3 separate regions of the Homo sapiens genome follow, and all the other regions are linked to region 2. The links are chromatin contacts, found by Hi-C in ENCODE. All regions are on one chromosome and are shown on one strand. Each heading gives the region's core, a stretch centred on a gene start or an enhancer-like site at or near the end of the contact. The rest is flanking DNA. Distances are from core to core; before and after follow the strand shown. Region 1 holds the start of GLIPR1L1 (GLIPR1 like 1). Region 2 holds the start of CSRP2 (cysteine and glycine rich protein 2). Region 3 holds the start of GLIPR1 (GLI pathogenesis related 1).

What was found. Hi-C counts contacts between places; a loop is a spot of excess contacts on that map. Pooled maps may share reads with other maps.
Region 1: a pooled map shows a loop between it and region 2 (2.9-fold over the local background). The contact joins the promoter of GLIPR1L1 here to the promoter of CSRP2 in region 2. A Hi-C loop is called at or near these places in 4 of 50 pooled maps.
Region 3: a loop to region 2 is called in a pooled map, with 3 times the contacts of the local background. The contact joins the promoter of GLIPR1 here to the promoter of CSRP2 in region 2. A Hi-C loop is called at or near these places in 4 of 50 pooled maps.

The regions. Positions count from the first base shown.
Region 1 is chr12:75,333,293-75,336,276 of GRCh38, reverse strand. It overlaps GLIPR1L1 (GLIPR1 like 1), which reads right to left and starts at 1,607. Exons shown (of 6, transcript NM_001304964.2): 1 at 1,375-1,607. The coding sequence starts at 1,548. It also overlaps a transcript of CAPS2 not described here. RefSeq lists a silencer at 1,761-1,870.
Region 2 is chr12:76,877,344-76,880,533 of GRCh38, reverse strand. CSRP2 (cysteine and glycine rich protein 2) reads left to right here and starts at 1,515. Exons shown (of 6, transcript NM_001321.3): 1 at 1,515-1,596. It overlaps LOC124902971 (a long non-coding RNA gene), which reads right to left and starts at 2,175. Exons shown (of 2, transcript XR_007063380.1): 1 at 1,884-2,175; 2 at 1-646. RefSeq lists silencers at 1,246-1,295, 1,326-1,755.
Region 3 is chr12:75,479,451-75,482,616 of GRCh38, reverse strand. It overlaps GLIPR1 (GLI pathogenesis related 1), which reads right to left and starts at 1,862. Exons shown (of 6, transcript NM_006851.3): 1 at 1,563-1,862; 2 at 538-783. The coding sequence starts at 1,736.

The DNA of each region.
Region 1 (2,984 bases), core at 358-2,857, 1.5 Mb after region 2:
CCTGTTTTCCAAAAATTAATCAAGGACTTTAGTATTCTACTTACTGGATTTTTAGCTCTACTTCTTTGTATATTTTTAATGGTTATCCTAGATATTAAAATATGCATTCTTAACTTCTCACGGTCCATCCAGAAATATTATTGTGATTCTTAACAATATAAGGAACTTTCAGCAGAATAATTCTATTGACACTTCACTTCATTTTTTATGCATTGGTTATAATGTGTTTAGTTTCTACATTATTATAAACTCCACAATTCATTGTTATCATATTTTGCTTTAAATAGTCAATGAGTACAAAAGAAATATAAAGAACATTTATTATATTTAACCCCACATTTACTCTTTTTTATCATACATTTACAATAAAACTCTAAAGGCATCAACCATATTAATACTAATATTAGTATTTCTGAATTCCGTTGAAGATTTATTTCTAGTTAATTTATGCCTTGGACAACCCCAAGCTGGTAAACATTATATATTAAAATATCTTAACAATTCTGCATTAAAGAGATTAGTTTATTCTTGTTTCATTTCTGATACATATTTGAATCTTTCTCCATCAAAATATAATTTTCTTATACAGTAGACTAGTACAGTTTTGAACTTATTTTAATGCCTGAGTTGTGATTTTATAATTACTTTTGTTTTCCACTGGATAGAAAAGAAGAAAGCTGGAATAGATATGAGTTATACTGTATCTACATCTGCATAGCACATAAAATAGACTAATACTATCAACGTTTATGCTCATAGTGATGCATTTATAAACAAGAAAAAGTTACAATGCAAGGGAAATTTCCAATCATACAATTCATAGTCAAGTATTTAAAATTTTGTAAATTCTATGGATTATTTAATAATCCAATGCTTTTTATGCTTATTCTTCAATAGAGTACTGTATTTTTTTCAAATAATACTACACATGAAGTGTTGTTTTGATCTTGGATTCATATGATATAAAAATAAGTAAGAGAACAAGAGAATCTCCATTCCTGGGCTATTTCTTTGGTATCTTGTATCTTGGTTGTGGGGGGTGGAAATTGCTAGCTAAAAAATGGAAGAAAGAAAACAAAATAATCCTGTGTTCAGTACTTATAACTTTAGTGGTGCAACAAAGCAACTTCCAAACACTGCTCCAGCATCCCCACCTTCCCCGCAAGAGGCAAGGAACAGCTTCAAGTCTTCCTTTCTTGTTCACTCCTATGACTCTGGAGGAGACAGCCCAACCAAGGTGTGAATTTTTTTCTTTTTAACTGCATATATGTAAAGTCCGGATTGAATTAGTACAAGTTAAGTCCGTGAAATTTATCACCCAGATACCTCAGGATGAGTCAGGGATTTAAGAGCCCAGCCCTGGTTCTTTCTCACCATGTATTTCATGTCGGCCGCGGGAGGGTTGACTTTGCCACGCCATTCGTTGTGGGCTTCTATGCAGTTGTCTATAAAGTGTGGGTCAGTGATGGATGGGATTTTGGAAGATGTAGTGGCTACCAAACACAGACCCAAGATCCATAAACAACTGAATTTATTCTTCAGAGCCATGGAAGGATGTGGAGGATGCGGAGGATGCCCTGACTGCGCGGACCAGTAACGGCTGGGGCAACCCGATTTCCCCACGCCCCCGCACCACGCTCTCCCTTGGCTCCATCCTGCCGCACAGGCTCGAGCCCAGCGCGGCTGGATCAACTTGTCAGTGTCGCTGTGGGGAAGAACAGGCAGCAGGGTTCCCCTTCCACAAAGCTCTGAGCTACAGGGGAAAGCTCTGAGTCGCCCTCTGGTGGAGGGAATTTCAACCATCCAAACTGCTTTCTGTGGATCCAATCTGTAATCTGCAGAGCGCGTCTGGATTGTAATACAGATTGCAATATGCAAGCCACACAAGTTAGGTAAAGAACAAGTGCGGGATGCTGACAATGGGCCAGTCGAGTGCAAAGCACTATATATTCGTTTCTTAGACGCAGCTTCCGTGTATAGATTTTTATTGTTCTAAATAATCTAGAATCATATTGCCACTTCCCTCAGAGATTGGGAATAGAGTAAGAATAGGCAATTCTTATACAGTGACATACAGTGATCCTAAATTATCAACTTGTCAAACATTTAATAATTTCCTTCTGTTTTTTCGTCTGAAGAGACCGAATGCTTAGATAGATAACAATAGATGCTTGGAAAATGTAGCCAAGTAGTTCCTCTTGACAAAATCTTCCCTTTTTGATAGTTTGGAACAGAGCCACTGTATGGTGACTGGTAGACTCCAAGAGTTGCTTTAATTGATACACTGAGACTGGGATGGACAGAGTACATTTGATTGTCTATTTTACCTGCAATGCAATATAAATCAACGTCATTTGGCTTAATGTTTTAAATTCATTACATCAGTTATATTGATATTCTGTAATAAACCAGCATTTTTCCCCATGACATTAATTTTTTTTAGTATTTCTATGTTTCAAATAAATACCTTTACTTAGTAATTTGAAGTTGTTTACAATGCTGTTTAATTCAAGTGAACACGTACTTACATCTGCTGAATGATCCGCCATAGTCAACCTTGACACAAAAAACAAAAACCAAAACAAACTACTTTGATGCAGCTACTATCTTTTTAAAAATAAAAAGCAGAAAATTAGATTATAAGAAAACGAAAAATGCAAGGATCCTAATGGAAATTCTACTGGGCAATAGATAATATATTTCTAGTCTACTACCAGCTAATGGAGAATTGCTGTATATACTACTTTCATATCACATACATAGTCCAAACTGAGCTTCTGATATCCCACACCCAAAGACATGAACATATATACGTGTGTGTGTGTGTGTATATGTGTGTGTGTAGGTATACAGATAGATAAATCAATACAGTTATATACATCTACATGTGTCTATATATATATGTCTCTTCCTGGATATAAAGATATCTATAGGCATATACACACATACATATACACACATACATTTATATATGTAAAGTTCTC
Region 2 (3,190 bases), core at 266-2,765:
AAAAATAAACATTGTAAGCAGCTGAGCTAAAGCGAATGTAGAATCTGAGGGACTGAATTTTCCTGTTGGCCCGTGAGTCAAGTCACTTACACTAGCTGATATCACTGAAATAAGGATTGCCCATATTTAGAAAAGCTCACAGCAGGCAAGAATGCTTTCCAGACTCCTGCCACAGTATCAGGAGATGTCAATCACCACTATGTGTTTTTGGACAGTACTTGGTGGACAGAGAACAAGGCAGCTATAATGAGTTTATCCTGGATTGGCCCCAGCATATAAAATAAAACAATAATAATATTATAAGTCGGTTCTGTACGTTGTCATGCGGATATGTGCTCCCTGCCCTCTCCCCAAGAGGGCATTTGGCAATGTCCAGAGACTTTTTGATTGTCACAACGTCGGGGGCAGGTTGCAACTGGCATCTAGTGGGTGGAGGCCTCCTACAATGCACAGGACAGCCCCCTACAATAAAGAATTATCCAGCCCAAGATGTCAATGGTGTGGAGGATGAGAAACTCTGGACCAGAGGAGGCAATAGCATTTATGGCATGAGGGGGTTTTGGTCACTGACTTTTTTGAACTCCCCACTCCGCAAGTATCAGTTCTCCGGGATCATTGCTTCTGGCAGGAGAGGTCATGAGGAGGCCTAGAATATGAACCAGATAGAGATTGCATTGTTTATTTTCCTTTTCATCTAAAACAATAAATCATCCTGTAGCTTAGGCATTAGGTCCCTTCGGATGTCACGGTATCCTTGTGCTTTTCTGACATCAACACATATAAATACAGGGCCTGTGGCGCCCGGGGTTTCTGCCTGGGTTTAGGTTTCTTCCCCCTCAGCATCGCGTGCTGTGCCCTGGTGGAGGGGAAGAGCGAAACACTTTGGGAATGGGGCGTTTTCGTAACGTCATTTATTTAGTCTAGATGAATTTTGCTCTTTAAGAATAAGAAGTTGTGGATTCCCAGAAGCTGGAAATCGGACGAGAGAATATGCGTTAACTAGGGAAGTTAATCACGTTGAGTTTACTGACAAGGACAAGGCAAGGGGGAGGTGGCGGAAAGCCCCGTTTGGCTGACTTTCTACTGCTGGAGCCTCCCGGCCCATGACTGTCTCCGCGAAGAGGGGGATCGGCGCTCGCGGTGGACAGGTCCGACGCAGGGCGGCGGGGGCCACTTTCCAGCGGGACCGTCCCGCCGCCGGGCCTCCCTGGAGGGGAAGGAAGTCCCTCTCCAAGTCCCAGTGGCTTTTGGAACTGCCGGGTCCCTTTGGGAGGGAGCGGTCCCGGGACGTGGGAAGATGCCGGGCGGGCGGGAAGCTGCAGGAAGAGGCGGGCCTCCTGCCTTTTGTCTCCTGGTGGCTAGCCCGGAGCGGGCAGAGGGCAGCCCGCCCGCTACACGCCCCAGCCCGGCAAGCGGCTCCGGGAATCCGGCGGGCGGGGCTGGGAGGAGGGCGGGGCGGACACAGGCCGCGCCCACCGAGCGCTCTTTAAAAGGCACCGGCGCGCGCTTCGCCTGGGATCTCGGACTCCCTGGACCCTCCCTCCAGCCCAGCCTCGCTAGCTCCGCCTGCGGTACGTGCTCCCGCCTCCGACTCAAGTGAGTAGGGGCGGTGGGGCGGTTCCGCGGCGCCGCCAACCCCGGGGCGGGAGTTGCAGGGGGTTTCCACCGCCTCCCGGGGTCGTGCTGTCGCCCGGCCGGCGCGCCCCGGTCTCCTCCGACATCCCCATCCCGGTCCGCATTTGTGCCCCTGCCAGCCTTCTCATCCCTGCGCCCCAGATTTTCTCTCTCTTATCCCCCAAACACACCTGCCCTTGTCCCCGAGGCCGTCCAGGCCATGCCCTGGGATCCCAGGCCCGCGGGGCAGGTAAATAATCTTATATGACCTTTAATTTCTCCATACTGGTTTCTCTGGGAGAGAGGCGGGTTGTGAGTTTCGCGTTTCTGCTAATCCGCCTCTTAGCAGCCGTCGGTCCCCTCGTCCAGCGGCAGGCTCTCTCTGGGGTGGGGGTCGGAGTCTCAGGGCCCCCTCTGCCCGGAGTGTGGTGAGCACCGAGGGCGACCTTACTGGGTTCTGTCCCCTAGGGGTGGAATGGGGCTTCTACATCCCCCCGAGCCCAGGGTACTGCTCCTGCCGCCGTACCGGGCTCCTGGCATCCCCATTGTTTGGTGGTGTCTGCCCACCCAGCACCGAACCCCTCTATGTTGAAGGAACAGCAGGGAATGTCAATCACTTACTCCTAGCTTTTTCCAGAACTTTCTACGATTCAGGTACAAAGAAGAATGCAAGAATGCTTGGTTGTGAAATTATGCGACAGGTCCTGCGAATCACATTCTGGGTTCTCCAGAGCCAGATTCAGGAGCTCCACGTAGGCACCCCCTGGGGGCGGGGGCGGGCTTTCTAAACCGGCGGATCCCTTTCCCCCTTCTAAGCCAGGACATTTGTTAAACGATTTTTACTTAAATGGCTACCCAAAATGTTTAACCTGTTTTATTTGCAGTCTGCAAACCAAGCACATTTTCCCTTTATAAATGCTTTTCGGTACAGAATTTTTTTTGGGGGGTGGGGGGGTGGGGCGGGGGCAGTTAGTAATTTTTTAACCCGGGCAGCGAAAATCGTCGTATTTAGTTCTTGACTTTTCCAATTAACCTGTTTTAAAACTCTCCTCATAAAATGCCAAGAATTCAAATAGGACAGCCACAAAGTTGGCTGTACTTTGACTCACGTTTTTCAAGAAAGAATTGGGTGATAGATTTTGAAAGGGAGAATCTAACATAGTTTCAGAACTGCATGCCAAGCTACAAAGAATGTTGTGAAGTACTAAGTGGTCTCCCCCAGTACTCCTGGGGTCATCGCTCTCGTCCATTGTCACTGATACTTTGTCAGTATTTCTCTGGGTCCTTTCTCCTCTGCATTGTAGTTTTCTTTGCTCTTTTGGTTCTGTGTTACCTTTGAGACCAGACCTGCATCACATGAGTCTTTGAAACTCACAGTGCTTGCTTGGGTACCTTGGACAATTGACTGAAAGAAGGAGCGAATAAGGTTGTGATTATAGGGAACAAAAATATAATTTGACTCACACAATAGGTATTTGTTTGCAGATTTGATCTAAAGTTCGTATCATAAATTTTTAATGCATTTCTCCGAATGTATTTAACAAATATTGATTGATACTGGTATAGGCTAAGTACT
Region 3 (3,166 bases), core at 613-3,112, 1.4 Mb after region 2:
CTCTCTGTTGGCCTGGGACTGACTTTTTCTCCCTCCTTGTGTAGCACCGTGCGTGGTGCCTAGTGCATGGCACACAGTAGGTTTTCAGTCGATGTTTGAGAGAATGAGAGGTTGTGGAAGCATCAGTTCTTATTGATGTTTCTGTCTGAGAGTCTTGTTTCTTCCAATTTTATAGTCCCAAAACAATTGGCTCAAATTTCATTTAAAACTCATGCTACAGCTGGAACCTGAAAATCCTTTCACTCATAAGGTTCTTTGATTTCTCACAAATGGAATAAAGTCCTATGGGAGAATAGCTGTTACAGGAATTGTTCAAAGCCTGTCCAAGTTGGTGGGCCTCACATATTACCTATTATGTGTTTAGTTCACACAACTAAACTTTTCAAGCATTATTTTCTGTTCTTGGAGGCTGTTCTATTTAACTCCCTTATATTTACAGGTATACTAGCATACTATACATTTTCTTAACTTCATAGTACAATTTTTCTCCTCATACTTGAAAAGACAGTTTCAAGATAATATAGGGCAGATCCTTACCTGAGTGTAGTGGCCACAGACTTTTTTGCATATCCGAGTCTTGAAGTCATAGTCCTGGATTTCGTCATACCAGTTTGTGATGGCGGAAGACACAGAAAAAATGGGCACAGACCCAGTCCAGATGTTCTCTCCCAGTGAAGTGAAGTTTGGGTGCAGCTTGTGGGGTGGCTTCAGCCGTGTATTATGTGAAAACTGGCAATTGCTGGCCCATGCTTTTGCAATTTGGGCTAGTGCTGGGTCCCAAGTCTGCAAAAATAAACATTAAACAATAGGGGGTTCATCTGAAATGTAACTGGGGTGAGTACAGTGGGAATTTGAATGGAAAACGAGGTGAGATAAGGAGAGAAGATACCACTGCATATGAGTCCTCTATAAATATGGTCTTCAAGCACTGAGTAGGGCTGGTAGGAAACGTGACAATTTAGTTTCATGGAATTTAGAATCTAAGTGAGGAAAACTGACATTTCACTGAAGGCTAATTGTGGGCAAAATAGTGTGTGCCGTGTTTCACAACATTATTCCATAACCACAACAGCCCATATCCTAAGAAGTTCAGAAAGGTTAAAAACCAGCTTAAAGCCACAGATCTGAAATTCAATCCCAAGCCTTACTGAATCAAAATCCCATCCTTTCCCCAGATGCCATTCTGCCTACCTGAGCAACTCAGTACTTTGTCAGCAGCAAAAAAAGTAAATTTAGAGACAAAAAAAAAAAAAAAAAAAGAAAACCAAATCACAAAAATTAACAGGGAGGAAGATAACAAAAAGAGAAGTAAAATCCACTGAAAACCAGAAAACAGGAAGTGTCCAAAGAGAAGTAAAATGTGCTGTGGCACTTGCTTATAACAACAGTTGGGTAGACAGAGCTAAACTGGATGTGTTTTGATCACAGACTGTGAATTTACTGCATACATTAATCACAATGAAAAAAAAATCATTCAGTATTACGAAGGTATTAACACCAAAGTCAATACACATTAGTTGTTTCTGACTGACTGACGCCACAATTAATGATATTTTCCTTACCATGTATAGCATATCACTGGCTGTTGGTTTCACCTCTGATCGGAACTTGTTATGGATTCGAACGCAGTCTTTGATGAAATCTTCATTTTCGATATCTGGCAAAATATTTGCTGTGTGTGAATAATTGGAGACAAAAGAAACCATCCAGGCTATTGTAGCAAGTGTGACACGCATGCTTTGTCTGGCATGGAGCCTTGGGAGGCTGCAGTCCAGAGCCGCCGCAGTTTCTGAGAGTGTGATTGCCTGAGTGCTCAGCCCACAGCTTTGCAAACCTAGCCGACTTCAGCTTTGAGAAAACAGAACAGAGCATGAGTTCATCACTAGTTTTAAGAAACGGGTTTCTCCATATATGGTGTGCAGCTCACTTTGTGTTCTTAACCCTGTCTTTTCAGTGGTTTTCAGTGACACAGCACCTATTACGACATAGATTTTTATGAGGCTGTGTCAGACTTCCTTTTGAATTGGGAGATATTTCCAAAGAAAATTCTGAAGTCTCCAGGAATAATAGTCTCCAATTTTTAATGGAGGTTGCGGTGATAAAATGAAAATATCTCTTACTTCTATAAATGCCTCGCAAAATGCTTTCAGAAATCTTTTTCTTTTTAGAGTCATATCAACACATAGTGGTTGGAATATCTGGTTAACATCATAAACTTGACCTAGAATTCATTCACGATGGTAGAAACATGTAAGCGTGTATGTGTGTGTGTGTGTGTGTGTGTGAGAGAGAGAGAGGGAGAGAAAGAGAGAGAGAGAGAAAGAGAGAGAGGGATTGAGAGGGAGAATAGTAGAAAGAATACAGGACTCAAGTTGAGAATTTAGTTTCTGTTTCTAACTAGCTGTAAGACCTTGGACAGGATACAAAACTCTCTAAACCTCAGCCACCTATTGAATGAGACTATGGGACCTTTTCTGCTTCCTTAATTACAGAGGTTTGGCAGGATCAAATGAACTAGCTAATATTAAATTCCTGCCTTGTATATTCACCTTAGTAATACAGAAATAAAAACACAGTCACTGGCCCCAAGGAGCTTACAGTGGTAAGAGCTGTGAGATGGTGATGACAAGGATGTTACAACAGGGGCTGTTGGAGATCTGGATATAGGAAAGCACAGGTAGATATGGACACACAAGAGAGCATACTTAACCCATTCTGGAAACGGCAGAGCCGGCCTACATACAGCAGGTGAGGTCTTTGCTGAGGCTAGAATCAGCTAGGTGTTGATCAAGTGAAAAAGCGCTGGAGAGGAGAAGGGAATTAGAGGGATAGGAACTATATATCTAGTTGTGAAATTGAAGACATGGTGTTATGGCAAGAATAGAGCAAGAACCTCTCCATATTGTCTCCCTCTGTAAATATGGTCTGTAAATAAGTAGTGATTCTGACTGGTAGAAAACTTGATACCTGGTGTCATGGAATTCAGAATCCAAATGATGCTTTCATGCCACTTGGGGGAGAGAAGTTAAGAGTCAGATCAGGAAGGATTTCTCAATTCTGCTAATGATTTTTTATTTTATCACCAAAGTCATGGGAAGTTATTGGAGGATTTTAGCTGTAGGTGGGGTTTAGACCTGGTTTTAGAAAACACGTGTATTTTAGAAAA